Linked DNA regions of Mus musculus: region 1 is linked to region 2. The links are chromatin loops, found by intact Hi-C in ENCODE. Cell type or tissue: gastrocnemius. All regions are shown on one strand. Links, peaks and the distances in the headings refer to the core of each region. The heading gives the core; the rest is flanking DNA. Region 1 overlaps Cfap299 (cilia and flagella associated protein 299). Region 2 holds the start of Bmp3 (bone morphogenetic protein 3).

Region 1 (12,221 bases), core at 1,899-9,898, 150 kb before region 2:
CAACAAGCAGGTCTTTATATATGCATCCTCTCCACGAAAATGTCTCAGATTTCCACCATATGAAGACAGATCCAGCCTCAAGGAGCACAGAGGAAAAAAGTAAACTCTGTCTCTCAAAACTTAAGGAACTTTAAGCTGTAGATTGCTGAAAACAGGCTGAGATCCAAAGCAAATACAATGGACAGATGGATGTAACAGACAGGGATGCAGGGATTCAGCTACCCTGCAACACAGGTGGATACAGGCAATTGCTCATTTTGTCTTAGGAACAGCCGAAGGGTGGTGTTGCTGGAGTTGGGAAAGAGCAGTAGTGGAGAAGGAGTGAGGAGCCGGTGCACTGTTAAAAGCCTCAAAGGGGATACTACTTATTTCCTGTCACCAAGAAATAGTTGATTTCTGTTTTGAAAGCACCCTCTGCTCACTGCAGTGTGGTAGGGAGACAGGAGGCTACAAGGGCTTTGCTCTCCCCATCACCATAATGGACTATTTAACAAGTCAAGAAGGATTTATAGGCCCGCAGGGTTAAGGCACAAGGTCCAGCTCAGGAGGGAGGCTGTGAGCCCTGGAGGACTAGGGACAGAGGCAGCTTGAGACAGCTGTTGACATCCAGTCTCAGGGTCAGCCTTCAGGAAAAAGAGAGTGAATGGCAAGTAGGGCAAGCCCTGGTACCCCCCACCCCCACCATGGCCTACTTCATCCCAGCAGCAGCCCCTGCTTTCCAGAAGTTCCACTGCCTCCCCAAGCAGTGCCACCTGCTGGGAGGGGGGGAAGCCTCAGACATGGGAATCTGTGGGGCCACTCCACGCTCCAACCATAGCAGGCAGGGTCATTCTCTCCATCCCTCTGGCCTTATCTAGTCTCTTTCCCAGCATACTCATGGTTCCATAAGTTAGGACATGAAGAAAGAATGAATAAATGTGTTTTATGAATCATGTGTTTTAAGAACTTAATAAAAGCAAATTACTCAAATATTGGAGGCTCCCATCTTGGATAATATAAGCTACTGTACAGACTTATTTTTATGTATAAAGAACCGAGGAATGGATCCTTAGACTAATAACTAACATGCTATATGTCAAATATGACAAATATTAACTAGATTCTTGCAAATGTAGTGAACAGAGTTCAGAATATTGTTAACCATTCGGGGACATGGCAAAATTGATCACAGAACTGATGGGTCATAAAATAATTATGGTAATTTCTGTAAATTAAAAACTTCAGAAGAGGTCTATTTTGAATGTTTTTAATTAAGATACTAAACTCAGTGAACACGTCATTGCGAACGAGCCAGACTTTGCCACATTTTTGGATGTGGTGTTGCTGAACCAACTCTCTATATATCCCATTCTTACCCTTGAGCCACTGAGAAGGAAAATAATTCAATGTTGAAAGGTGTTCATTTCCTTTCTTGCAACTAGGAGTATAAAGTTGAAAAACAAGGAATCATGTAAATGCTTCCCGCCTCCTTTCCCAGTAACGTTCTGCCAGCTGCTGTTGGTTTTTTGGAAAACACATAACACAAACAAGCCTCTGAAGAAGAGAAATGCTTCAGAACCGAGCAGAAGCCGCGTTCTTCTGGTAGCCATGAAAAAGCAAACCCAGCACACCTGCTCGCAGCTGGCCTCCCCTAACCGATCTCGCAGGGCCTCGCCATGTGAAGTCTCAGCCAAGCCAAACAAGGAGCAATTTTCAAGTAGCACCCAAAGAGGAGCTTGGGCAGAGTTTGCCAGCAAAACCCCAGACCCTCACAGTCCCTGTTCTGCAGGCTTCATTTTCATTTCCTTGACCCATTTGCAGAGAGTTGTTGCTGATGGCCTCCCTGTAACAGCACACGAATAATAAACAGAGGCCAGCTGACACCCGAGACACCTGCACAACTCTCACAGTGCCGGATTGTTCACCCAGGGGAAAACATTTTTGTTAGGGGCAGATGGGTGACCATCCACTGACTCAGTACATACTCAGGCGCGCTCACAGGGGAGCATGCGCGCACACACACATAAACACACACATAAACACACACACACTCAAACACACACACACACCAAAAAAAGTTTACCAAAGGCCTTCCTGAGGCCCGTTGGGCTGCCAAGACAACTACTAGAAAAGAAGCTCTGGCTGTGGGGACAGGGAGTGAAAAGGCCTCTGTGTACAGTCAGGCTTTGGGTCTCAAGCACTTGGACTTGATGAAATTAATTTTGCAAAAGTGTGGTAGGAGCTGTGAGCAAGCCTTTGCACAAGGCCCTTAAAGCATTGAGCTTTTTACTCCAGTGTCTCAGGATCCAACTTCTTATTTATGCATAAATTACATATTTGCCAATGAAAATACTTTGTTGAAGGGCTGATCAAGCAGGTGCATTCAAGCAACCTGAAAAGCCTTCATTGGCATGTGAAAACTTTTCAGAACTGAGTTTCTTGGAATTGAAAACAAAGATCTTTTTTTATTCCATGAATTCAAGTTAGAAATTTTTTATCTAAATAATTCAGAAAATGTGATTTAAATTTCTACTGGATCGATGGAACTGGGTAGATTAGCATTCACCTTGTTATAAAGGTAACTTATTTCAAGTATATTCATGTGCACTAATTAACATCTTTAAGAAGGCCTGCTCAATATTTGAAATGTTTGGAACACATAGCATTTTTATTATGCTATTCATGAAGAAGAAATAAAACAAAGCTGACCTCAGAACTGAAATTTTATTATAGCTATCAGGTTCATTCAGTACACACATATCCCATGCATCCCATGACTGTAAGAGCAGTGTGTGGAGAGAAAGACAGAAAGAGAGACAGAGTGGAACACACACACACACACACACACACACACACAAGAGAGGAAGAACCGACAGATAGACAAAGACATACAGAAAGAGAGGCAGAGACAGAAAACATTTAAACTCCAAGATATAAGATGACATTACTAAAGGCCACATGAGATAGATACAGAGTGAGATTTCAAGGCTTTAATATAATGAGCACTTTACAGATGCTGTGTAGTCACTATTTTGTAGGATGGGTCAGCATCCACTGTCTCAGCACACACAAGAGCAAGATATTTTCAATGGTATAGAAAGATTCTAAAAGAAAATAGTGGGGAATTACCATACAAGGAAGACTAGCTCTACAATAATTATGGCATAGAGATCCCAGCATTTTGAGATTTTGAAGGGAGTCTCTCCTTTCCCCCTCATTAACAAAGAGTATCTTCCTGGTGGCCATTAAAGTCACTTACGTCGAGTTTTAGGAGTAGTTCAAACCATTCTTGGACAAGACAAAACACACCAGCTGTGGTTTAAGCATCAACACAGCTGGAGGAAGCATGCAAGTAAGACCTGAGGCTGGAACAGAGCCAGCTCTTCTTAAAGAGCCCCACCTGGACCTACTTAGCACCCGCCTCCCTTGCCCTAACCTAACACAGGCCTCTGCCCTCCTCAGGGACAGCATGGGAAACAGAAAAGCACAAGGATTAGGGCATGGTTCGTGTTGGCAGGATTATTCCAGGCCTCCTCTTTTTCCTGCCTCCCCAGCGCAGGCCCTTCCCTTGATTTGCTTTCCTCAATGCTACAATAAAAAACTGAAACTTGCGGCCAGTCGTCCTGTTATCCACTGATAAACTGCATCCCATCCCCATATTGTCATTTGGAGAAATGATTATTTTGGTGAAAGAAACCTAAAGGTAATACTGGAGACTACCGTTCCTTGCATGTAAGCAGACCCGTAAATATGGAAGAAGCTGGTCCAACTCTTTGTAGATATGCTGGATCTGAGATGAAGAATGAAACAGTAATCCTCTCCCCGTCTCTATTCCGTACGCATTTCCTTAGAGACAGTTGTTCTATGTGCGGCAGCTGACCTTGAATTTGGGGAGCTCCCCAGGTACATCTGCCTTGGCCCCATTGTGGTGTCATTTGTTTACAAATGCTAATCGCTATCGTACTTGAGCCCAAGAGCGCATTTTGTGACTACTACTGGCTAACCACTCTGCAGAAACTGTATGGTATAAACAAAATTTCAGGAATGCATACAGAAAGCCAACATGGCCATTATCTGGCATTGTTTTGTTTTGTTTTTGAGACAGGGTCTCCTGTAGCCCAGGCTAGCCTCCAATTCACTTTGTAGCCAGGATGCCCTTGAACTCTTGATCCTTCTGCCTTTAATTCTTGAGTGTTAGGATTGCAGGTCTTTGCCTCCAAGCCCAGTTTATTTGTCCTTTCTAGAGAAGGAAAATATTGGGAGACTAAAGAACCTTCCTGTAGTTGTGCAGATAATAAGTTAGAGAATTAGTATTGAAGCAGGCTCTGTTAGAGAATTGGTAATGAAGCAGGCTCTATTTTGAGAATATTTCTGGTGGAATGTGTAAAGCACAAACATGAAGGTTCACTGCACTTCTTCCATGGTTCCAAATATTCTTTTACATTCGCCCCATGTGATGCTTATTGAAATGGCTTATTCTGACTCATGTTGTATGCAATTGGAATAGCATTATAAGTGGCAATATAAAATACCATCATTAAGAGGACCTCAAAAGGTCTCAAATATTTCTTCTCACCTAAAAGCAGTCACAGGGTAGAATCTGTCTGATATAACTATTGTTGTTATATTTTGGAATCTATTTCTATCTTTCAAGGTTTCATTACCAGTAAATAATAGTTAGTTTCATCTCTTAACAATAGCTAACTGGATTCTGGCCCCAGCGTCCGGTAGCCACTTATATGTGTGTTCATATGGTACACTGCCCATAGTGTGCACAAAATGCAGATGAGAAAGATCCTGGAGTGTGGCTGTTCACACTCCTGTCTGACTAAGTGCGACCTGTTTAAAGAGACAGAGATGACACTGCTCAGAGAATAACTAGGTAAGCCAGAGGTTAGATCCACTAAACAGAATATCTGCCCACAATGAATACGTAAAGGGCCAGGGGAGCAATAAACCTAAAAATGACCCATCCCAAATTTATAAAAGTAAAATCTGTGCTTTCAAATAAACTGTCACTAGAGGATTCCAAAGGAAAATTAGAGCCAGCAGGAGACTGTGCTAGGATCCTTGAAGAAAAGACAATGAATATTACCAAGTGTGAAGAAAAGACAATGAATATTACCAAGTGTGAAGAAAAGAAATCAGTGGAGAATGTGAACACAGTCTCTGGGACTCCCTGAGCCTCGACAACACTGTGTGTATCTCGGAGAAGCAGGAGAGGGATGGGGAGGAGAGGTTATTTGAAGACACAATGGTGTCTTTTTTTTTTCCCCAAAGTTGATGAAAGACATGATTTCAAAAGCTAAGAAACTCCGTCCACTCCCATTGAAAGTGGTCTGTACCTGACTGAAGACCAGCTGTTATAAATCCAAAACGCTGCATTATACGGAATCCTCATAGTGTCTTCTCATAGGATTGTTACAGTCATACACAGACAGAAATAAGAATTGAACTGCTGTGAGAAAATAAGCTGAGCACAGGGGACTGGAGCAGGACTTGAGGGACAAAACGTTGCTAAAAGAAATGTAGAGTACGCACAGCAAGATAAAGGTAATCTTCCATTTTCAGAAGCTATGGTAACTATAAATGCTTGCAGCCCTCATAACAGAGTTTCAAACTATAGGGGGTGAAAGTTGGCATAACTGAATAGAGAGTTCCACAATAATAACTAAAAACTTCAATACCCCACTCTCCATAATGGCTAGGGCTAACTGAGCAGAAGACAAGGAAACAGGATACTTGATCCACACAGTACACAGAACAAGCATTCTCTATAACTACAAATGGGACATTGTCTGGCACCGGCATAAATTTAAAGTCAAATGGATTTAGAAGTATTGATATCATAGAGAACATTTTCTCTAACCAAAGCCAGAGTTAAATTAAAAATTGTAGGAAGACTAAAAACATCCTTCTAGAAATTTAAAGACATTATAAAACCTGCTTTAGATTTAACTTTTTTTTTTTTTTTTTGACTATGTATTTATGTGTGTGCTTGAGGACAGGTTTGTACACAAGTGTGTAATGCCCGTGGAGGCCAGTAGAGGGCATAAGATGCACTGGAGCTGAAGTTTCAAGGGGTTGTGAGCCACCGGCCATGGGTACCAGTGGTGTCAGCTGCAAAATCATAGCGTTTTCTGATATCTGATCCATGTCCCCAACCGTAAAAACCACATTCAACTAACAGTGAACCAATAGAAACACTAGAAGATGAATAAATTAGAAGTAGGCTGGAGAGAGAGAGAGATCAGTGGTTAAAGGTGTATAGCGCCCTTACAGAGAACCCATTGCCCATGGCTAGTGACACACAACTGCGCATAAGTACAGCTCCAGGAACTCTCTCACCTCTGGCCTCCTCTAGCCCTAGCGCTCCTTTGCACCCACCTCTATGCAAATGCACATACAGATGTGTATGATCAAGATAAAACAAAGCTTAAAAAAAGAAACAGTGATAAAATAGTTGGAACAAAAGAAGAATAGCATTTAGAAAGAAGGTGAACATGAACGGGAGCTGCACTGAGGCTTCTGTTCCACGGTAAACGTAGAAGTAAAAGGAGATTTAACCAGCAGGTACGTGTATGAAGTCGAAAGTACGCATGCAGTCGTGCTCATTGCAGCTGTGCTTGTAATATCTAGGAAGTGGAATCAACCTTGATGTCTGCCCACGACTGGATAGACAATGAGAATGTGGTACACAGTGGTACACAGTGGTACACAGTGGAATTTTTCCAGCTGGAAAGAAAAAGGAAATCTGCGGGGAAATGGTTGAAATTAGAAAAGTGTTCACCGTGTAAGGTAACCCAGGCCCAGAAAGGCAAATGTCATCTCATACGCAGGTCCTAGAGTGGAACCTTTACAGGTCTGCCTTTAAGTTGGAGCAAGTGTCTGCAGAGGCCAGGAAGTGACAAAGGAGCCCAGAAATGGTATTCTAATTCTCACATGACTCACTAAAAATGAATGTTTACAGCTCTCCAACTGTGACATTTATCTATATTCATATTATGAGCACACCTTGGTAAGAAGTCATGCCATTGGTCTTCTAGTGTGCAACACACACACACACACACACACACACACACACTGTCCACTCTGCACATTCTACTCTTTGCAGCTCACAACTTCCCATTTGAATAAATTGCTTTTATAAACAATAGCCCTTCAGTTCTCATTTCTCTCTAATTACTCAGTATTGTATACAAAAGAGAATGTGAACTCTTGAATCTGCAGGACTAGTACTTGTTAATGCTGTTTCAAGCATTTTTGAATGTCAGAACTATACTATGCCATTCATAATAAATCCAGGCCATGGCATGTTTACAAGATCTCCTTCTAAATAAAGCTCATGTAGAAAACATGTGTCAGGTAGTATTTTTGTGTTAGCGCAATGAACACAATAGGAATGGACTTGTATGGCTTTGATACTCCAAATGTTTACTGTCAAATGCTCAGGGCTGTTAAACCTTAACTGGAGCTGATTTCCCATGTGACTATCAGCTAGGACTGTCCAGTAGTGTGATAAATGAAATGTACAGCACAGCACCTGGGGTGACATCTGTCTTGTGGTCTGTGATGCAGAGCCCAGTGGCATGGCTCAGGAGCAGTAAGTGTACCTCAAAGGGAGTAAAAATAAATTAAAAAAATAAAAAATAAAAAAAATAAAAATAAAATTCTAAACAACTCCTCTTCCTCGTCCTTCTCCTCCCCATCCTCCTCCTCCACTCTTTTTATCTATTTCCTATCACAGCACATTTGAATACATGTCCACTATTGGAAAAGCCACATGCAAGTTTGTTTTCCCAGAGGACAAATGCAAGGCACATATCAAAGTCATTACTGACTTGGTTTTGAAAAGAAGTGGTAACGACTGTGCTAAGTCATTACAGAGGGTTTATATAGTCTTCGAAATTAGTAAGATTTAGTATAAACATAAAAGTTCTGATTTCCTTTTCATTCCCATTTCAAATGTAGATATTGTGTTTATTTTTTTCAGCCTTGAGTATTTAAGATTATTTTTGTTCATTTTTAGAATAGAAGTTCGTTTAATCACAAAGGCTAAGCTTTGAATAGAGAATGTATTTTCTCTTACAGAAATACCTATTATGATAAAGAACTTCTGATTAAATATGAACTATAATTAAAATAGAGAGAGATAAAGGGTATGAAAGTAACAAAGACAAAGAGAAGAAGCAGAAGATAAAAAAGAAAAGCAGGAAGGAATTTTAAAGCTACATTTAAAAAAGCATTTTGGTGACTTAGAAGGTATATTTCCATGTAGGTCCAAATCAGAAAAATGAATGTTCTCATTTGACCTTCTGTGATGTTCTCATAATTGCCCAAAGAAGTCTAGTCCATCCTTGCAGAAGCCAGCACACAACATTCACCAACTAAAGCTTCCTGATGTATTGTACAGCCCAGGTCCTGACAGTAAGTCCCATGGAGCCCATGCAGAGACCACAGGAGCCAGTGTGTCAGTCTGCTGACCCTGGAGCCCATGCAGAGACCACAGGAGCCAGTGTGTCAGTGTGCTAACCCTGGAGCCCATGCAGACACCATAGGAGCCAGTCTGTTAGTGTGCTGACCCTGGAGCCCGTGCAGAGACCACAGGACCCAGTATGTTAGTGTGCTGACCCTGGAGCCCGTGCAGAGACCACAGGAGCCAGTGTGTTAGTGTGCTGACCCTGGAGCCCATGCAGAGACCACAGGATCCAATGTGTTTGTTAGTGTGCTGATTCTTACTGAAATCCAAAAGACAGACCAGCTGAGACGATGTCCTTCCCAGTGTTCTCATCCTGAATCTCATTGGAATTACAACCATGTGACAATAGTTCCCTTTATTTTTCTGGCAGGATTGCTGCCCTAAGTGCAGCTCAAGAACTTGAAGCCACTGTCACTTTGTACTGAATGACTCAGTTTGTGGCACTGGGGTGGCACTGCTACCCAGACCTACTGATGCCTCTCAGGTTCACACGCAGCTGTACTTCCCGACTCTCCGATGGTCTTTCATTTTAAATAATGCGCTTCCCTCAAATTTTCCCAAGTGAATATTGCACAATCCTGAAATAGTAACATCTAGAGATGGCTTTCTTCTATGAGCACCAACCCCCTCCCCCAAATAAGTTGAATTTCCTTGGAACTCTAGACAAATATTGATGGAAGTTTTATGAAAGACTTTCTAGAGCCTACATGTAGCAGATAATAAACAGCAATTGAATTAATGTATAGCAAGGTGTTACTGCAGACATTCTTTAAATTATTCAGAAAATACTTTCTCATGCACTACCCTCTCCTATAACGTCGTGGCATAAGCCTGTCACTGTGCCTTATGTCTTACTATACATCTTAAAACCTTTATATACTGCAGCATCCCAAGTCTCTCCGTGTGTAAAACACTCCATTCTATATGTTTGTTCATTAGTTATGTTGCCTTTGCTAACTGGGATTTCCTTAGCCTCTGCCATCTAACCACTGAATTCTGCTGGTTTTACCTTCAAAAGATTTATCAAGCCATGCCATCTCTTTTATAAGCTTTATTTTTTATTTTAAGGTGTGTGTGTGCGCGCGCGCATGTGTGTGTGTACATAAGAGCAGATATTCACAGAGGCCAGAAGAGGGCATTGGATCCCCTGGAACAGCACTTACAAGGGCCTTGAATAGCTTAACATGGGTCCCAAGAACCAGGCTCTGGTTCTCTGAAAGATCAGTGTGTATTCTTAACCACCGAGCCAGCTCTCCAGCTCCTGGAGCAGAAGCTTATTTCAAACCCGTTATTGCTCTGTACGAGGTGCAGATCATTTCCCAGTTGCCATTCAGCCCTCGCTCCAGGAGTCTTTAACTACGGCCCCTCTTGCTTCATGTGCTTTATGAAGTTCTGAGACGTAACCCGTTGAGAACTGGAGAACCAACAGACAGCACACTAACATTACATGACTATTCACCTCTTTCATAGAGTCTCCTTTGGGCAAAATAAATGTATTTAATTTTATATTCGTATTTATTTTATCCAGTTTTTAAACCCCCCCCCCCCCACAGCCTCTCTACACAGCTGTGGTATAGTTTTAGAGTGCATGATTATTCAGTATTTTCATTTTGGTATAATTTAAATACTATGCACAGGCACGATTGAGCTATAGAATCAGGAAGAGCAAAGTGTATGCTCTCCCCTCCATGGTCATATTTCCCGCCTTTGAAGCATCTTTTCTCTCATGTTCTTTGGCGTGACTTTTTATTCCTTGCATTCTCTTTGCACACACTAATGGACTTAGGTTTCCAACTGGTCCTCAAGTCTTCTCTGCGAATCGGTAATCTTTCAGTGTCCTTTTCTTTGGGATGCGTCCCTGTACATCACTGTTTTCTATCTGCCCTTGATTCTTCCTAGGCTTCCAACAGAACTGACCATTATTTTGAGGACTTCCATAATCATCATAGTCTAGCTACTATACAGAATAGATTTTTTAAAATATTCTGTTATATTTATATGTTTTGAGGCCCTTGTAGATTAGATCATACATCATTCTTAACTTGCATCCGTAATATGCCTTCTGATTTCTAGTTTGTGATAGGTGTGTAACCAACAGTTTGGGATTGGGATGATTAATACAAAGCCATCAAGATCACTTTGGGGGCTGCTGTTTCCTCCCCTAGAACAATGCCCTCATGGAGCAGACTGCTGCTGGTCTGATGATGACATCTACTGAATGCCCACTCTCTCTTAAGATTTTCCCTCATTTAATATTAACCCAAGAACTACAATATAGGTGCCATTATTAAATTCATGTTATAGGTGAGAAAACTAACATAGTAGTACATGCCAATAAGGCAGCTAAGGTGATCCAGGTAGGTGGGTTCATTTTTGAGACTGCATTACTGGAAAAAAAAGTGATTATATGGATCAAAGAAATTTGATTTCCTCTGTATCTTCTGCAATGGTATGTCATTGCTCTTCCAGGGAAGGTATAATTGCTTAGGCAAGAATGAGGAAAAATCTGGAAATTTGGCTCCTTGGGGACTGCTAGTGTGTGTGGGCATTATCCTTCTGGGTAACAGGAAGAAAAACATTCAACTCTTTTCAGTGTATTGATTTGTACCAAAGGTCTTCTCAAAAGCAATTAGAAACAGTCAGTTAGGGAAGTCTGAAAATAATATAATCACTCTGATGAAATATGAACATCCTGAAGCAACAGAAGTTGTGATCAAGCCAAAGAAGAGTGAAGACTAACCATGATCTGAAATTGTTACCAATTCTGGGCATAGAGGCTCACACCATCAATTCACTGTGAATTGGAGGTGAAAATGATCTACAAGTGAGTTCTAGGACGGCCAGGGCCACATAGAGACCTGTCTCAAAAACACACCGAAAATTAAAATGTTACCAATTATCACCAGCTGGCTCGGGTTTCCTAATTCTACTGTTAGATATTACAGGTAAAGGTAGAACACGCCCCTTGTGTTGACAGCCTTGGACCCTTGGCTGTCAAAGGCATAGGATCTGGCTGGCAGATTAAGACCTTATAGCTCCAGGCCCCTTGAACTAGAGGCTCAGTACTCAAGACTGGATTCCAGGGATTTGATAGATCTAGATGCCCAGGTTCTGAGGTTTGGTGCTCTGGGCCTTGAGGGACAGCAGTCCACATTGCAGAGAGTATAATCCACAGTTTCTAGTACCAGCAATCAGCAAGCCATCAGTAATCATTTCTTCTAGGTCTTGAGTGCCAGGAACCCAGCCCTTAAGAGAAGCTACCATACAGGTCTTTAGCCTTGGGTGTTGATGTCTCCAGCTAGTAAAATTTGGCAGCTTCCTGGACCTTCCCAGTGAGCAGACATTTGTCTCTTCTCTTTGCCTTCTGATCTTCAGCAGTCTGCCTCCTCTCAACTTCTCCAATAGGCCAGAGTTCACTCTCTCAGCTATGGACCCACCTCACCATACTTTTGACTTGATGGCTCTCTGGATCACCTTAGCTACCTTATTGGCACTGTTGCAAGGTTCTTAGAGAGAAAGCAAGCTGGTTTCTTGGTTTAAATGGGTTAGATACAGAAGCTAAGACCCTAGAACCTCAAAGGCCTGGCAAGTCTGGGAGACCATGGCTCCCAGGTTTGTTGTCTCTAACCTTAAACAATGATGTTTAGGGACAGTAACAGAGCAGAGGAAGAGATGAGCAGAGAGGCTTCATAGGGTTGAGCTGAATGGGTGCAGAGGGCATTGAGTGGGTGGAAAATGAAGTAAGAGAAGGCAGGCACAGGAA
Region 2 (12,221 bases), core at 2,220-10,219:
ACTGCTTGGATACTAGAGCATTCAGCATTCTAAAAACTCAGATTTCTAAAACATCTCCTAGTGACCTGAATCTTTAAGGGACCCCTCCATTCTGCGTGGGTAGAATCAGTGTGTATGACAGCATTCACTGAGATAAGCAGCTTAGGTCGAATGCCAAAGCTGTCCTTGAAAGACAGGGATAACTATTGGTGGGCCTAACCTCAGGTCAACTCTTTAAAAGAAGGGTTTTAATCTTTGTTTTTGTTTCACTTTGGGTTTTGATGTTGTTGTTGTTGTTGTTGTATTGTTGTGTTGTTTTTTTCTGTAGAGAGATTATAAAATACCACAGTTAACATACAAGAAAATCCTCTCTGCTAGTTAAAGATGGAAGGGAGCAGAAAGAAGAAATGGCTGGTGGCGTCCAGGAATTGACACAAACCCTGGCAAACAGCTGGCTAGATGAGACTTCGATCACACAACACAACAGAGATGGTTGAAAATGGATGGGTTCAGAAAAAGACTTTTCTCCAGAGCCCTCAAATGAGAACACCAAATTGACCAACAGTTTCATTGTGAGGCCCAGAGCAGAGAACTCCCCACACCTGCCTGCACTCTAGACCGGCGAGGTGATAAATGGGCATTGGGCAAGCCTCTGTGCTTGTGGTACTTTCTTACGCAGCAATAGAAACCAAGTACGGTTGGAGTGAGATAAAAAATAGAAACCCTCAGGTCCACTTCTGAGATTATAAAACTAATCTGTTTTAAAATACATCAGTAGCTCAACGAAAGAGGGTGCAATAAAAATAAATAAGGTGGAGAAAGTGGATAGGAAAAAAAACTTAAGAATAGATGCAATCTAAGGACTCGATGTGAAGGTCTGAGAAACGTCAGAAAAGAGGCCCAGACATGGAATCCTGTGACTGAACGGATAACAGAGTCATTTCTAAAAGTTTTCAAGCAAGACCATGCCTCCAGGGTGGCAATGCCGAGTTTCATTTTTCATATAGCAAAAATCATGGCATCAACAGGGTATCCATACATTTATTAAAAGTGGGTGCCAAAGCCCCATAGAGAAGCCAGAGTCAACAATGTTATTTGCAGCTGTCCCGATAGCTTGCTAAGAGGAGCGCACAGTTACTGGGACTTAACTGAGGAAATGTGGTGAGGATGTTGGGCGAGAAGCAAAGCAATCCATAAGAATGGCCTCCCTACCCCTGGGTAAATGAGACTGCACTGAATATTTTATCTAAAAGTCTCCTGGAAAAATCTGTTTCTTAACTTTGAAACCGTTCAATGTCACCTTTTCCGTGCAGTGTGTCTTCTATGGTTAACAGGAAAAAAAAAAAAAAAAAAAAAAAGCACTCAGTCAATCAAAATGACATCAATTTTTCCAAAGTTAATTAATAAGCTATCCCATGTCCCTGGAAGACTCTTTTCCTGGGATGAGACACCATTATGATATCATCTTCTTATTCTTGACACTAAATTAAGTGTCACGATCAAAACAGATGCTAAATATTTACTGGAAAGATGAAACAAAGATGGAGACATAAAAAAGACAGGAGCCAGGCCCCACAGCTGCAAATGCAGCCTTACAGGATGCAATGTTAACTCTCCCGGGGCTGTTGGAACAAATGAGGATTCACTCCCGGGGCACCAACGACAGACCAACACCAACAAACAACTCTGTCCAATCCAGCTCATTTAATTGTGGTTACATATAGGAGCACGGGTAAGGGGCTATCTACAAGAGCCTGAGCAACTAACCAGTGTCTACATCAATAAAGAAGAGCCCTTGCCCAAAAATCACTAACTGCTTACATTTTCACGGGGAGCAGGATGGGGCCTCACATGCTGCCTGCTCCTCAAAATACCTCCTCCTTATCCTCAGAGAAATGTTAGTGAAAATCTTATGTAGGTTATCACAACTGCCCTAGCTATGCCATAGTGAGTATTCAATAACCATTCTGATGGGGAGATTTTAGTATTTGGTTACACATAGTGCTTAAGTATATATATATTCTATATCACACTGCACATTCACATATATATATATATATATATATATATATATATATATATATATATATAGATCTAGGCTTTTGTAGCCAAAAGTAGAGATCAATTCAACAAACTCCACTAAAATTCAAATTGTGTTTTGCTGTGGTTTGTAGCAATAAGAAAGCCTTTCTTCAACTCTTTGCATTTAAGAAAGAGATGAGAATGAGTCCCTGTCTCCATAGCTAAATGAAAAAGTAACACTAGGGTAAAGCAGAAGTGTCCTATTACTAAAAATTAAAATGACATTTTGGACATGGTGGTTCAATATTTTAACCCCAGAACTCCGGAGGCAGAGGCCAGCAGCTCTCTGTTACTTTGAGGCCAATTTGGTCTGCACAACAAGTTCCTGGACAGCCAGGGCAATACAGAGAAGCCCTGTCTTGAAGAACCATCTAAACAAACCAAAATTAAAACAGCTCAATCTGACACAATAAAGGAATCAGGTACAAGACCAGAGATGTATTTGTACCAGTGATGTATTGAGCTCTGAAGTCCCCTCCGTAAATGAAGAAACGCTAAACCCGAATCTGACCAGAATTAGAAAGCCTATGATCTAGTTGTTTACTGTTTTAGAAGAGCAGGCATCAAAAGATGCTAACAACATTGAAACTATTTCGATGACTAGCTCTGAGACTCTATGGCTCTGACAACAGAAATCACACTCCTGCTGTCTTGACATATCCCACAGAGGCAGCCTCAGGAGGGCTGATGAGGGAGCAGTTCATTTCCAATGCAGTTTGCTTTCAAATCAATTCCCTCAAGAGTTGCTTAGGAGATGGGCACCTCTATTTGTCTTTTCTAGACACACCACTCCTGGATTCCCTGTTTCCTCTATGGCCCAGTCATTGGTAGGGCATTTATGTACATGACATAAAACAGTTTAGGGTTTAGATTTCTCCTAGTGTTACCACTTGGTTCAATGGTTTCCATATCCAGATACTAGTCTCTGAGTTACAGCTGAAAGACCCTAATAGGGATCACTCCACTACGTCGAACACCTCCTTTACTTTGCTTGGTTCAAATCTAATAGTTGGTCACTAAAGTATAAAGACGGATATAGTTTGATAACATACTGACAGGCCATTTTCCTCAAACTCAGACAACTCTCCCTAAGCAATTAAAATATCTTGGGAACTATGTTAATATTACACACACACACACACACACACACACACACACACACACACACCCATCACCAACATTCTTATCCCCTCCCTTGCTCCCTCCCTTCGTCTTCCCTCTCCTTTGGAAGGGTCTTAGTCTTGCTATATAGACTAGGGTCTGGTTTCCAATGTACAATCCCCCAAATATTGGGCCTTCTGTGTAAGTGTGTGTGTGTGTGTGTGTGTGTGTGTGTGTGTTATTTGAGCAATGGAGAAAATACAAGCACAGAGAAGTGAAGGTTTATTCAGTTAGGAAGGAGCGAAGGCATGCAGGTATGCAGCATTTCCAGTCCCCGTGCAGTGGCTTGGTACAAATTAAAAGAACCATATAGATTATAGGGCAACAAATTGTGCAGTGGAAATATGAACCAGAGTTAAAGGCATGAGGGAAGCAGTTCCTTGGAGATACCGAGAGAAAGAGGATAGAGTTTCCATCCTGAGGGCTCTGGCTGTGAGAAACTATCTACTGATGGGTCACAGTGACCACGTTGTGCAGGAGGAGTGGAGGACTTCCTTCTCCATCTGGCTTTGCTTTGAGGCAGAGCAGGAAGCTGCTGCAAGGACATTTCACACAACTGAGAAAAAGCAGAGAGGGGAGGGAACACAAAGGCTCACAGGGGAAATCAAAGGGTTAGCCTTCCAGTGCCTATTGAATTTTGCAATTAGGTTTTTATTATTAATCACAAAAGCTATTATGTGTTCTATGCCAGGCGAAGCTCACCCACATGATCTCATTGGAGCCTCTCGACCACTCTTGAAGTCTATGGCATTATCTGCAGAGCTGTTCCCAGGGTGACTAAGGGCAGAATTCAAACAGCTGAACAGTGGGTTGAGAAGTGACTGAGAGGGGGAGACCATGGTCTGCATTTGGGATACATTTGGGATAATTTGGGATAAAAGGATTGAGAGTCTACTAAAGACCAGACCTGTGCCACTCACTGAGTACTGGTTTCTAGTATTACTCCAACAAAACTCTAGGAGGGTTTATCATTCCCCAACAAAGGAGAAACTAAATGTTGAAGGCTCATTGTGACCTGCGAACCTATTTCTTTTCAAAAATGTCAATGCACCAGAGATGGGACAGTTTCCCAAAAGGGACATTGACTGAGAGTCCTACTGCCAGGAGCCATGGCAAGGGCATAGTCTGCTTAAGCCAATTTAAATGTCCGTTCCATTCTTAAGTATGTAGAGATCCTAGAGTAGAAGTCAGGCAAGTCAGGCTCCCTGGGTTTGGAGCCCAGTTCTGCCACCTGCTAGGAATCATCTTTTCTCTCAGTCTTTTAGTCTGCAACATGGGATTTGTTTGAAGGTTCTTTGAAAACAATGCACAATGCCTACGGCCCATGATTTGTGATATAGGCCTGGATCCCGCGTGCTAGAGAGGCTGAAGCAGCAGGGGTCTGAGGTCAAGGCCAGCCCTGGCTACACAGTGAAATCCTGTCTGGACACAGGGGATGACAAGTACCTAGGATATGTTATTTGCAGTAAACAGTGCTGGCTAGCAGTTTAATGTTTCTCTGACACCATAGGGTGCTGGCATGGCGTGGACAACAGAACTAGTTATATTCGAGTCTGCACACCAGGTTCTTCCTAAAGGCCCTGACTCATTCTCACATCAGCTGTCTTCAAGGAAACCTATTGAGAGAGGTCTGACAGTGCGAGCTGGACTTGTGGTAGTTAGCTTATCTTTTTAAAACATGGGGTGGAATTTCATTTTGTTTATCTCCTCCGAAGAAGATGAGGATGTATGTGAAAAGAAACTCTATGAAGAATAAGCTGTAGGAGGGCAGCGCAGGTGTCTGGGTACAGGGCCCTTCCAAGTGTCCCAGGGAAGGAGCCAACTGTGGTGTTCGTATAGTGGTGATTTTATATGGAATCAGCGGAATACAAAGCAAACTGCAAATAGCCAAAACCTCTACAACAAACAAAGGGAACAAAAAACAAAAAATAAAATAAGAACAAATAAGGGAAAAGAAACTGCTACTTGCCTCTGCCTTTTTGCTAGGAGGAATGTAGCCACTTGTGCTCAGATTTTTTAAAAAGTCCCTCCTACTCTTCCTCCATCCTCCCCTCGCCAGCGCCACCTGCCCCTCCCCGTGCGCCCTCCCTAGTCTCTCCCTACCCTTCTGGTTCTGGCTCCCTGGTTACTTCGCTCCAGGCTTCTCTCTTCTGGAGGTAGTCTTGCTCCAGCTGCCTTAGGAAGGCGAGCCAGAGGCTAGAGGGAGAACTCGCTGCAGGCGGACCGGACAGATCAGATCAGGACAAGAAGGAACAGAACCAGTCTCTCTATCTCTGTCTCTCTGTTCGTCACTGTCTCTGTGTCTCTGTCTCCCTGTCTCCCTCTTTCTCTGTCTGTCTGTCTGTCTTCACACACACACACACACACACACACACACACACACACACACACACACCACACGTCCTCTGAGAACTCAGCTGGCTGCGACAGCGCACACCCCGCCCCGGCACGCGTCCCAGGCTGGTGGAGCGCAGATCCAGATCCCCATAGCGGCAGCCCGGCCGGGTGTTCCCAGTCTCAGGTGGCACGGAAGGGAGAGCCCGCGCTTGACAACTCGGCTGCGCTCGCCCAGACCTTCCGCCCTCCGGCTGGCCGGCGAGAGGAGCTGAGCGGGCGCGGCTGCCACCCAGAGCCCACCTGCCGACCCTCGCGGCCTCGCTCCAGCTGTGCCCGGCTCTCAGTGTCCCGCTCCGCAGCTGGAGCACCACCCCGGCTCTGCCGCCGTCCCTTTCGCCTCCGAGGTGTCGCGGGCGACCCGAAGTAGAGCGGTGCGACAGCAGGACTTCGCTATGGCCGGGGCGCGCGGGCTGCTCTGTCTATGGCTAGGTTACTTCTGCCTGAACCTGGCACAGGGACAGAGACCAAACTTGCACCTCCCGGGACTCCGTGAGACTGAGCCAAGCGACCGCGCGACAGGTGGTAGCCCGAGTCCGGACCTGAGGCCGCACGACAAGGTGTCGGAGCATATGCTGTGGCTCTATGACAGGTACAGCGGCAGCAGTAGAGTCCAGGCTACCCGGACACCGGGCTCGCAGCTCCCGGGTCCTCAGCCCCTGCGCGGTGGTAACACGGTCCGCAGCTTCAGAGCCGCAGCCGCAGGTGAGTGGGAGGGAGAGGGAGCCCATCCCACCCCGGGGTGCAGAGGACAGCCCCTCCCGCCGTGCCACTCCACTCCGCTGTCTCCTGGCGGTACACTGTAGGGACCTTTCTCATATGCTGCCGTCTGGTCCCCTCTGCCCTCTCGGAATTTTCCAGGGACGTTCCGGATAAGCCTAGTTTGAGCCCAACTGAGACGGGAAAGCAGAAGAAAAGCTGGGACAGTGGCAAGGCTTAGTTAGAGGTGCAGCAGGAAAGAGGCCAAGGGAGGACACCCAGGGTCCAGAAGCCCTCTTCCAGGCACCCCTACGGAGATCTTATGCTGATGATTTAATTGCTCTGCTCGGCATAAATTCCCTCCGACGGGCTTTGGCAGCGTTTAGATCGAAGTGAATGCCATGTTATGCCAACCCTGGGCCCAGAGAGAGAAAAGCATACTCAACAGGCACTTCTCCAGACACAGAACTCACTCTTAACTCCTGCGACCTTTGGGTTGCTATATCTGACACGTTCTTCTTGATAGTCCCCTAGTGGCAAACACACAAACAAAACCAGGTGCGTGAGTGTTTAGATTATTTCTAACCCATCTGGCAAATAAGTCTTGCGAGATCCAAGCTGGGAAGCGTTAGCTTGGGAAGAGACCTCCTCTGGTGGAGAGTAAACACCTCTTAGTATCAGCGATGAAAATCTCATCTTCCCGGTTTTTTTTTTTTTTTTGGTTTATTTTTTTCAACACAGATCCTTGAGGCTGAAATTCATGGCTTAAAGCCACCCCACCCCACCCCTGCCAGCTCCTGTGCTGAAGCGAACAGTTTATAATAACAGGGTGAGGGCAAAATCTCTGGACACTCACTGTTGATCTGCTTTAAGGATGCACTAGGGTTTGTGTACATTACCTTCAGGATTAAAGGAAAGGTGATTGAAAAGTCTGCCTTCCAGACTTGGGTTGAAGAACAGTCAGGAATGTTCAAGGGTGGAGGCTGTGTCTCTAGTGCTCTCTCCATTCTGTCCAAAACACTAGATGAATTTTCTCCTGACCTCACTCGTGAGGGCTGGGAGCGGGGAGGTGGGGATATCCACCAAGGAAAGCCACTGTGAATTCACTCTGGAGCTCACGGGCACGACGCCATTTACAATAAATGTGAGTTATGCTTTTAATGCAGAGAAGAAGTCTTTAGCTAGAAGCTGAGCTAAGCCAAATTTCACTTGCTTCGTAGATCCACGGTCAGGATCTGAAAAGAGCTGTCCTCTACTTAGGACCTAGAAACCTATTCTGCCTGCTGCTGAGCATTCTAGCCACTTGAAGAGACAACTCTAATAGCCCTGACACCAGTGACCCATCTGTTTACATTAGTGCATTGCTGAGGGCAGAGCTGAGCCAAAGAGCACCGTGGGACTAACAAGGTCTGGAAGGAAGCTGGTGGGTGGGCAAAGCAGGTGGCAGTAAGGAAGATATTTAAATCATCCTGGCTTCGATATTTCTATTTGCTTATGTTCCCAGAGAGTAGTTGGGGTGTCCAAGTGACAAGCCATTTTTGCATTAACAGATTTTATTTTTAGCGCGTGTAACAACATTTGAAGGTAAATTTGGATTTTTTTTTTTTTTTTTTTGTCTCTTCCACACATACTGTTTAGCTACTGATTTTAGACTAAGTCCTGGGTAACAACTATTTACCATCTGGGCTCTCGCTCTTTCTACTCATTGTAATTCCAGTATCCATTGTCAGCCTCACTGTGTCTTATACCATCAGATGATAAACTCTTTAGCAGAGGCCAGACACTCCCTTGAAATGATGGCTTGCCCCTGTGAACATATATACAAGGCTATGCTCCCTGATAAGAAAAGTAATTCTTTAGCATCCTACAAACTGTCTTAATGACTTATTCATCAAATGCAGACACATGTGTGTGTGTGTGTGTGTGTGGTTTTGTGGAAGCTGAAGTGTCATGTTACCTCCCTAGAGACTCCTGGAGAAGTGGCTCAGGTTGGACTCTTTCTAAGAGTGTTTAGTTGCTCACACAGTGAAAGGATTTTGTTATAAGACCTGTCTGGCTGTAAAGTGGCAGGACTCCAGAAGGGGCTAAAGCTTTTGTACTTCTTTCTCCCTTCATCAGCACCACTATCCAGATACGCCCTTCGTTGGGCGACCGGAGTTGATGTAGGCAAAAGACACTATCTTGTGTTAATAAATTAGATCGACCTTCCCAGTTCAACACGCTGAAGTTCCACAACATATGTGCCCCTCTCTACCAAAGATGTTGCAGGTTTTGTGGGTGGTCAGGTGCCTGTGCTCCGTGTACGGAGTGCCCGATGGTCTGCCAGGTTCTCCGAGGGAGAGCTTACTCGGGCTGCGTGATACACAGCCTTAGAGAGCCATTTGCTCCCTGGAGCTCACCTGACTAAAATCATTCATTGTTCTAGACCTAGAGTATCTGAAATGTAGCTGCCGTGGTCTCCCTCTGACAACTTCCCTGACGGTGGGTGGCATTGATCCTAAACACACTTTCTGCTAAACTCTGCTCCCCTCTCTCAGCTCTGGGAGGTCAATGTGCCAAAACCACGAGCCTGGGGGTTATGGGGGCCGTATCTTGTAGGGGGCGTGTCTTGTAAGCTTTTCCTCTGCTATGTAAGAGTTTACGTAAAGGTGAGCTTTATCCTTCCCTTTGCAAAAGGTGATTCACAAAATTAGGGATGACAAAGAAGGCCAGGCTGATAGAAACCCATCATCCGGAGACAGAAGGGCATGGGATTAGCTTTTATTTTAATCTTGGCTTAAGTTTATCCTTAGCTACTACGGGCTGACATAATATTTTTATTGAGGTTTTCTCCTGTCTTGATCCTTTACAGTACCTAGTTTATGCTTCTTGTTTCCATAGACACTTGTTCTTACTTGTCTTACTCATAAGGTCTCTAGGAAAAGCAATGAGAGCTTGATTTTCTTCTTTTAAAGTTATCACTACTTATGACACTCAACTATGAAAAGATTACGCCCCAGTGGATATGTACCATCTTTAAGAAAAATATATTTGCCTTCACAAATAAAAGAAGGAAATATTGAAGTAACACAGACTCACACTTGAATATTTTACCTCAGTGGAAAATGACAGGTGACCCTTACCTACTGTGAACCAAACATTTCAATATAAAGAACTGTGATTTTAACATATTTCTAAAAAGCAATGCTAACAATAAGGCTGTAGGAAAATTGATATGTGACCCAGGCCTGAAAAATCACTACTTGACTAGAAGCCCAAGCCCTGAAGAATATGTGGATCAATGGGAAAGTGCAAGTTGTTGCTGTTGTTGTTGTTGTTGTTGTTGTTGCTGCTGCTGCTGCTGTTGTTGTTTATGTTTCCATGACAATAGGATGCAATAGCTTTATTGGAATATAGTTATCAAGGTTCCGGGCACCTAGAAACAAAGCTTGAAGCTATAGAGTCCTTGGCTTGTATGATGTTTTTATTTAGAGGACAATAGTACATCTGGAAGAGAGGAGCTGGGATACACAGCTGCTTTGAATTACACACTACTTTGAATACATGATAGCCTCTAATGAAGTCTTACTGTAATAGGCAGGACAGCTTTACAATCCCTGACATTTAAAAATCCATAATACCATGAATTCTCGATTATTCACGCTGGGTGGAAAGGAAAAAGAGAATGAATTATATTTTTTTTAAAAAAATTCAAATGTAGCTTTGTAGTGAAGTTACACACACTCAAAGACCCCAGGAGACCAACAGAGGTCAGTGTGAAAAACTCCTAAGCCAGTAACTCATTCAAGCAGATGGTTTACTCAGTTTTATGCACTAAAATCTATGTGGAATAAGGAACTGAGAGGAAGACATACCTTACCTGAGCTGTGGAAGTTCATAACTGCTTGTTCGGTTGTTTCAAATATTTTTAACTAGAAATATGAAGGCCAAATTTACTTTTAAGTACTTTTGCATTATAAACTTTTGTCTTAGGAAGGAATATTGAAGAGAACAGGTTCTTTCATGGAAGCAGAAATGGGCGTCATAATATATCTGCTGAACAAAATTTCAGCATACAGAGCTAATTTCAAAACCCTTTCTTTCTAGTGGCCTAATCTTATTGCATAAAAGAAAACTTCACAGAAAGGGGTCTCTGGAAGGTATTTATAAAATTGAGGCGCCAAGGTCAAACGAGATGAAAAGAATGAACAGTGTGGGGCCTATCTGTCCCTTTAAGGGCTGTTCTCCCCTTAAAAGAGCATTTTTTTTTTCTTTTTTCCCCAAAAGAACCTTCTGAGAGTTATGGCCCTAGGATATCTAGTTGGAAAAACACTGGGTTAAAAGCATCCTAATTTACCATAAAAGTAGATCTGCAAAATTCAGTGAGTGGCATGCTGTGCACAGGCTGGGCTCTCCCCTCACAGGGCTAGGGGGTGGGGTTACGAGACTGCATCATCACTTCTTAGATGTGGGTCCATTTGGCACCACCCTATCTTCTTTTCTCCAGGTTATAAACTTCTTTAACTGCAGAGTCTCTGACTTTGCATTTCGTCTCCTCCTCCTCTGGATTAGTTTTCTTTCAATGTTTTCTTCCCTGTGGTTGATTTTTGTTTGTTTTATAGACAGCATAATAGCTTGAAAGGGAAAAGTTATCTTATTTGTGGAGCAATACAGTAGTGGGGGTAAATACCACCTCACCAGTCTTTGGGTCTACATTCAGAAACATTCACTCAAGATCTCTCTCAAGTCTTTTATTTACCTCCAGTGTACGCCATATTTAACAGAAATGCTATCGCATCCATTGGCTGTGATATAACCATATTTCTGTGACACACTATGGGACAGAACTTTTATAGCCAAACTTTGATGATTTTCCCCTTTTGTTGGATTTGCAAATCCTGGTAGTTAGTGTCTTCATCATTTTACTGTGGTAGCAGTATCAGAAAGTTTGATTTCTTATGGTTACGTTAGGAATTATGTCATTAACCAGGATTTGAGGGGGGGAGAGAGAGAGGAGGAGAAGGCAGAAGGCATGTGTTGTATGTGTGAGAGAATGCTATGGCATATCTAGGTACCCTTGCAAACTAGATGAGGGTGTCAAATATCTTGGAACTGGAGTGTTGAGAAGATGAACCATCTGCCCTCCAAAGGCTGGCTGGTCAGGTTTCTTTCCTTTTAAACCCATTAGTCACAAACACTCTACAGGTGAGAAAGACAGACATGCAGTTCCCATAACCTTCCTCCACCAGGGAGAAAGTCACTTTCCAAAGAGAAGCTCACCATAGTACAAGTATTTCCTTTGTCCACTTCAGTGTCACTAAAAGAGCTGAATGGGACACAAGATAGAGTAGGAACCCACATTTCAGTGAGAGTTGGTTATCTGAATCCCAAACACTCCGGGGTCACTCCAGAGCAGTGTCCCTCGGGGCTCAGAAGCTCCCACACTCCAGACGAAAGCACAGACCCAAGCTCTAACCCCATAACTTGCTTCAGAAGGTCCAGTGGGCTACAGAAACCTCTTGATGAGGTGATTGCTGCTGAGCCATGCCCCACAGCAGAACACTAACCAGCCTCAAGAAATCTATTAGAAAGCATCTTTGCAACCCTGCTTTGCTCAGCAGCCAAGGGTAAGACAGAACTAGCCGCTTGCTGAAAAATGGGTTTGGAATAGCATGGGTTGTACTGTAAGGTGAGCTCCCTGTGTCCACAACCTCCCACAATGCCCTGTGCTCACCAATATGTACTTATTCCCAATGTTTGAGGTGCGTTCGTGCTTCATGTGAAACCAGGATGAAGACGCTTCTGAAACATCTGAAGACTATCCCAGGTTTCTAAGCTCATCCTGTATCTTTACATCGACTTTGTCAATGGAGTTGCCCTCTGTTTTTCTGAGAGACAGACCCTGGCTTGGTTTGCCAGCTCCACAG

Evidence for each region. A loop is a pair of places that touch in the nucleus more often than their neighbours do. Peaks named below come from ENCODE experiments on the same cell type or tissue, not always from the same donor. Only the 100,000 strongest peaks of a DNase experiment are listed, where the experiment ranks them.
Region 1: a loop joins it to region 2, with 2.4 times the contacts of the local background. A loop is called at or near these places in 5 of 42 quality-filtered maps.

The regions. Positions count from the first base shown.
Region 1 is chr5:98,700,780-98,713,000 of GRCm38, forward strand. The region is part of intron 3 of Cfap299 (cilia and flagella associated protein 299); the gene reads left to right. Among named protein-coding and RNA genes, the nearest start is that of 1700010H22Rik, 140 kb to the left of the region's middle. In gastrocnemius, for the core only: a CTCF peak has its summit at 6,026 (motif pointing right); a DNase peak (open chromatin) is centred at 6,023.
Region 2 is chr5:98,849,102-98,861,322 of GRCm38, forward strand. Bmp3 (bone morphogenetic protein 3) reads left to right here and starts at 5,314. Exons shown (of 3, transcript NM_173404.5): 1 at 5,314-6,321. The coding sequence starts at 6,012. It overlaps Gm34563 (a long non-coding RNA gene), which reads right to left and starts at 5,406. Exons shown (of 3, transcript XR_389376.3): 1 at 5,326-5,406. RefSeq lists a silencer at 3,696-4,200 and a promoter at 4,538-5,401. In gastrocnemius, for the core only: no CTCF peak of the experiment used is centred there; DNase peaks (open chromatin) are centred at 5,387, 5,806, 6,156, 6,607 and 1 more place; H3K4me3 peaks cover 2,544 bases; H3K27ac peaks cover 1,148 bases.